Regions from separate parts of the Mus musculus genome. Here region 1 is linked to region 2. Evidence: chromatin contacts called from ENCODE POLR2A ChIA-PET data. All regions are on one chromosome and are shown on one strand. Each heading gives the region's core, a stretch centred on a gene start or an enhancer-like site at or near the end of the contact. The rest is flanking DNA. Distances are from core to core; before and after follow the strand shown. Region 1 holds the start of Psmg4 (proteasome (prosome, macropain) assembly chaperone 4). Region 2 holds the start of Ripk1 (receptor (TNFRSF)-interacting serine-threonine kinase 1).

Region 1 (2,700 bases), core at 3-2,502, 160 kb after region 2:
GAGGTGGAAGAGAGAGGAAGAAGGAAGGAGGTCACCATGGTGTTGGTAGATCATGGGCACATGGTCAAGAGGACCAGCCTGATGGAGTAGGAATGGCCCAGGCTGAACATGGCCAGTGACATCTCTGGGATCACCATAAGAAAATAGGTAATATAGCATAGAGGGCTGATATCTGCCTAGCTCTAGTGCTTTTAAGCTTATTATAAATCTAAATGTTTCTGTATCTTTTATCTGGTAATGATATGGTCTGAAGTGGGGTAGAAACCCCCAATAGATATTTAAAGGTAACAAGGGGGTGTAGTAACCCCCTCCCCCCAACCCCCAACAATATTAACCACAAAGGCTGGGCTTGTTGCTTTTATAGTAATACCTCAGGAGCTCTATCACAGGAATATTTCCTTTTCCTCAGTGACTTGGGTCTTCCAGACAGGGCCTATCCCCTGATCTCCCATGATATTCCATAATCTATCTCCCTTGGGGACTAAGACATCTCACAGTGGATCCTCGGAGGGTCCCAAACCATACTCAAATCACATCACATTTTAAATCTCAATTTGATCCACTAAGAGTTACAGGAAATTTAAGCAGACTCTTTGCAGTTCCTAGAGTCTCCAAGTCTACTGTAAAAAGCTTGACAAACCGGGCAAGTTTTTACGCCTCTCAACCCACCAAGGGACTCATTCCAAACACTTTAGTGTCCCAGTAATTAAAATTAAAGGGTCCCAGGGCAGATATATCACCACCCTCCACAGGGCTTCCCTCTCTCACATTCTTTCTCAAATCTTAAAGGCTCCCTACTCATATTTCCATTTTGTACTCGAGGAAAGAGAGACAGAGAAGTTAAAGGGTTAGATCAAGACCCGAGCTTTACATGATAGCAGCTCAGGGTGTGCCTGCCTGTCTCTGAAGACCCTGTCCTCCCGCCATGGTCTATGCAGTTCTTTTTTACAGCTTTCTCCCAGGATCATTGCTGTTAAATTATGTTAGCTAGGTTAGAGACTTGCAGAGGTGGGCCTGGGAGGTGGTGGCTGCTAAAGCGCTCAAATTGTGTCCGTGTCTGGGCAAAGGAAGATGCTGAGAGTGGTTTCAGTCCACTAACATGCGCTCCTGGGAAGAAGGAAAAAGGACAGAGGTAGTTCAGTGGGTTCCTAGAGATCGCTGGCAGACTCCTAGGCGAGGCTGAAGGTACCAGGCTAGAGCAGGCGGAGGCCCTGTTCTAGGCCCCGCCCACTCATGCTCGCCCCACCCCACCTCGGCGCGCGCATCTGAAAGTGAAAGAGCGTTCCGCTTTTCGGAGCTCGCTCTCTCTGGTCTGGGAGCCCGCGCCTGCCCGGTCTCGGTGCTGTGGCCCGGTGGCTGGCGGGATGGAGGAGTCTCGGGCCGCTGCGGACGCGGACGTGTCGCTTCACAACTTCAGTGCAAGGCTGTGGGAGCAGCTGGTCCACTTTCATGTCATGCGGCTGACGGATTCGCTCTTCCTGTGGGTGGGAGCAACGCCGCATCTACGCAACCTCGCAGTGGCCATGTGCAGCCGCTACGTGAGTGTGGGCGGGGCCAGGAACTTGATGGCGATCTGGGGGCGGGGCCTAGCCGTAGTTGGGGGTGGGGTTGGGGGGACCGGTGGACCTCAAGGTGAAGGATCTGGGGTAGAGGGTGGGGACCGCTAAGAAGGGTTTGGGAGGAGAGAGACCAGTGGGAGTGAGGCTGGTCGCATGCGGCCCTGAGAGACATTCTTGAGGAGCTTCAGTGTGCCCTGGGGTCCTATTCTGAACACCTCAGGCTGGAGTCTCCTAGGGCTGCTTCTTGACTTGCGGGAACCCCGGAGTCAACCCACACGTGGACCACCTTAAAGGGAACTCATCCCAGCCCCTGAGCTCTGAGCTCACCAGAACATCGGCTCTCCTTGCACCAGCTTCCTGACATGTGCGCGTGCTACGTTTTACATTTTACATTGGGTTTAGACAACTTTTGTATTGAACTTGGAGCTTAGATTTGAGTGTCTGATAGGTACTTGACCAACAAACTCAAACCTTCCCCTTCTGTGACCTTTCATCTCTGTATGGGCAACTCTACCTATTCTGAGTGCTCTCTGGCTGTCTTTGGCCTTTCTTTCTCTCACAGGTCACGTGCCCAGAGCCTCTCCATCTCCAGGATAGGGGGTTGAATCCAAAGCTTTGCATGTGCTATGCAAATGCTCCACCACTGAGTTAAACTGCCTGTCCTCATCTCTTCCTTGAACACACCACTCATATTGGATGAAGGACTTACCTTACCCTCGGATGAGCTCACTTTGTGTGGGGGGCACATGCATATATATGCACCCAAATTTAGGAACATGCATGCACGTATGCATGCATACCATACACACTACATATAAGCAAAAAGATAAAACAATAAGATAGATCAGGGATTGCCATTCCTCTGCTAAAGACCCTTTGAGATGAATTCAGAGTATGATACTGAGTTTCTAGTGATCCCCACAGGGCCTGTTGCTTCTTAGTGTTCTTCCCTGCCCAGTTATTCCAGTAGTACTGGCCTCTGAAGTTTTAGTGATATAAGGTGAGGTTAGTGTCTAGTACCTCTCAGGCTGCTCATTAAGTCACTTGGTGAGTTGTTGAGACCTCTTCAGGGCGTCCTTTAAGTTGTAGCCAGTCAGGCAGTAAGGTCTTACTTCGTAATCAGGTTCTACTAAAACATGGC
Region 2 (2,700 bases), core at 65-2,564:
GACAGTTCACCTGTAAACTCTAACTTCAGGGGACCTGATACCTTTCTGTGGCCTCTAGGAGAATCTGCACTCTATTATATACACACTCGTAAATAAAACAAACAAAAAACTTAAGGAAAAACAATGTACAGGAACCTGAAGAAGATAGCTCATGGTTCCTTCAGCAAAGTGCTTTCCATGGCAACATATGGATCTGAGTTCAATCCCCAGCACTCATACAGAAACAAACAAACAAAACTGGCCATGGAGACACCCCTGGTGCCTCTTGCCTTGGCCAGACAGCTTAGTCCATTCCACAAGCAAAAGGTAAAAGTAATACCTTGTATGGAAAAGAAAAAGATGCATTGTAAGAAGGAGCTAACTGGAGGTGGGCTCCTGGCCTCCCATATGTGGAGTTTTATACACACACACACACACACACACACACACCCAATCCCACCCGGAAAGAACTCCAAACAAACAAACAAACAAAAAACCCAACTTAAGTACATGTGTTTATACACTAGATGTATGTTCATTTGGGTACATACCTGTATGTGAAACTGATAAATCATACAGTAACCATAAAGGTTTTGCATTCTTTGCAGGAATGTATGTGATTTTCAGTTAGTGTACGTTTTTGTTAACATCGGTGAATGTTTGGGATTTGGGGGCATTTTATGTGTACTCTACATCAAAGTTGAGTTCCCCTAATGTCCTTTGACATTGAGCATCTTTTTAATGCTTATTTGTATGGTGAGGTATCTGGTAAAATGGCTGTGAATTTTCTTAAAGTGGTCGTGTGTATGGTTTAATAAGACTCCTTTATCGTGTCTTTTGTGGCCCTCTCTCTGTCTTGTCATATTTATCTTTTGACAATAAGGGATCACTGGACTATCGTGCAACTTTCTTCTTAATGACACCTGCAGCAACACAGTTTCTGCTTGGGGTTTCAACTACTATTTTCGAGGGCTACAAATTAATCACGTTTCTTCCTCGACAGGCTGCTGTGGTGGACGAACGATAATTTACCAGTGGTTCTGTCACCGTGTCACCTCTGAACCCACAAAGCTTGCAAAGGCCACTGTCGCACACAGCGCTATCTAGCGGGCCAAGCGGTCTCCGCCCTGACATATAGCAGCTATGACCGCCGTATTATTTTTTTTAAGGGCTCTCTCAGAACTCGCTCAGAAAGCAAGGCAAAAGTGCCATTCCTTCCGCCCGCGGGCCTCCGGGATGGTCGTGCTGCGAACCTGGCATGCTCAGTAGAGCTCAATGCCCAGCTGGGAGGCTGGCGCTCGCCCGTGCACACAGCCCCGGGGCGTGAGCAGAGGCGGAGACAGGGGCGGCCGCAGCCTAGCACCACCCCAGTAGTCCTTAGAGGAGGACCAGCGGCCCCCGGAACGGCCTCGGGAGCGCGGGTGTCGGTGCCGCTCACCTCCCGGGAGTCCAGCGGCGGTGCGGACCCGCGGAGGTGCGAGCTGGACGCGGCGGGAGGCGGCAGGCTGTGGGGGACCTGCGAGTGGCTGGGCGCCACTTCAGCACCGAACTCCGACCGGTCCTCGTCAGGGCCCAGGGCCGTCCCGGCCGGGCAGCCACGGCGAGGCGCCGCTCCTGACGTCCACCGCCCGTCCTTCCTCACCTAGGCCGGGGTACTTGGCCGCGGGAAGGCCTCTGAGGTAAGTCAGCGCGGGGGTCGAGGCCAGGGGCGCCGCCGCTAGTTTCCTCAGAAGCTGGTTTCCCGGAAGGGGCGGAGGCCGCGCGATTTCTGCGCGTGGACCGGAGGGCGGGGCTCGTTGTTTCCGGAAGCCGGGTGGCGGGCGGGACTTCAAACGTTCCCGGAAATCGAAAAGCGCGGAACTTGCTGTCATCTAGCGGGAGGTTGGACTCTTCTTGAGGTCGTTTTAGCTCAAGTCGAGACTGAAGGTGCGCCGTAGCCATGGTTACAGAGTGACTATGGAACGATTATTTTGGTAGGAATGACAGCTTCTTGAAGCTTTAGGACCCCAACAAGACTACCTAAATGTAACCTATCAACCCTGGACCTACCAGCTCTTTAAAAGGGTCTATTCCTGTTGTCTTGGGGCAGCAGGTGGCAGAGCAGTCGGTAGCTTTCATCGTTATTTTTGAGGTGAGCTGGCAAATCAGGAGTGATCTACGACCTCAACGAGAGACCAGTGTCAAACATCCAAGGCTTCTCTGGTCCTCAGTAGCATTTGCATTTATGGGTTGCTGCAGACCTTTTCTGAGTTGTGAAAAAGATAAGCCACATCCTCCTCACCTAAGCGTTGGACAGAGCCCACTGAGGATGGATGGTGCAGCCCAGGGTGACTCATTCTTTGTGTCTTGCAGATCATTTGATTTTCTTGCTCTTTTACTTTGTGCAAAGAGTTGAAGCTGTTTTAATCAAGAAATTCCACAAAAGACCTTTAGGAAAGTATTCTTTCTTAACACATGAAGACTCGATGGTAGAGTGAACTTTGGGATGCAATGACTTAATTGTGTAATTCTGTAGCCCCTGGAAAGATACTACTAAGGCTTGTGAGAAAGGTGAACTATCACAGCTGTATTGTATGTAGAAATATACTAGTCTTATTGAAAATGAAATTTGGGATGTTTTGTTTGTATGACTGACAAAAACAGTAGTAACAATTCTTAACTTTAATTTCCATTTTTCTCATTCTTTGCTACTTTGAGCCTTACACATAATGTTAAGCTTTC

The links. ChIA-PET counts read pairs that join two places held with the same protein, here RNA polymerase II (POLR2A).
Region 1: POLR2A ChIA-PET joins it to region 2 with 14 read pairs in Patski. The contact joins the promoter of Psmg4 here to the promoter of Ripk1 in region 2. POLR2A ChIA-PET finds 5 or more read pairs at or near these places in 3 of 5 experiments (Patski and embryonic stem cell).

Annotation. Positions count from the first base shown.
Region 1 is chr13:34,161,712-34,164,411 of GRCm38, forward strand. It overlaps Psmg4 (proteasome (prosome, macropain) assembly chaperone 4), which reads left to right and starts at 1,253. Exons shown (of 3, transcript NM_001101430.2): 1 at 1,253-1,538. The coding sequence starts at 1,365.
Region 2 is chr13:34,001,049-34,003,748 of GRCm38, forward strand. Ripk1 (receptor (TNFRSF)-interacting serine-threonine kinase 1) reads left to right here and starts at 1,315. Exons shown (of 11, transcript NM_001359997.1): 1 at 1,315-1,658. It also overlaps a transcript of Serpinb6a not described here.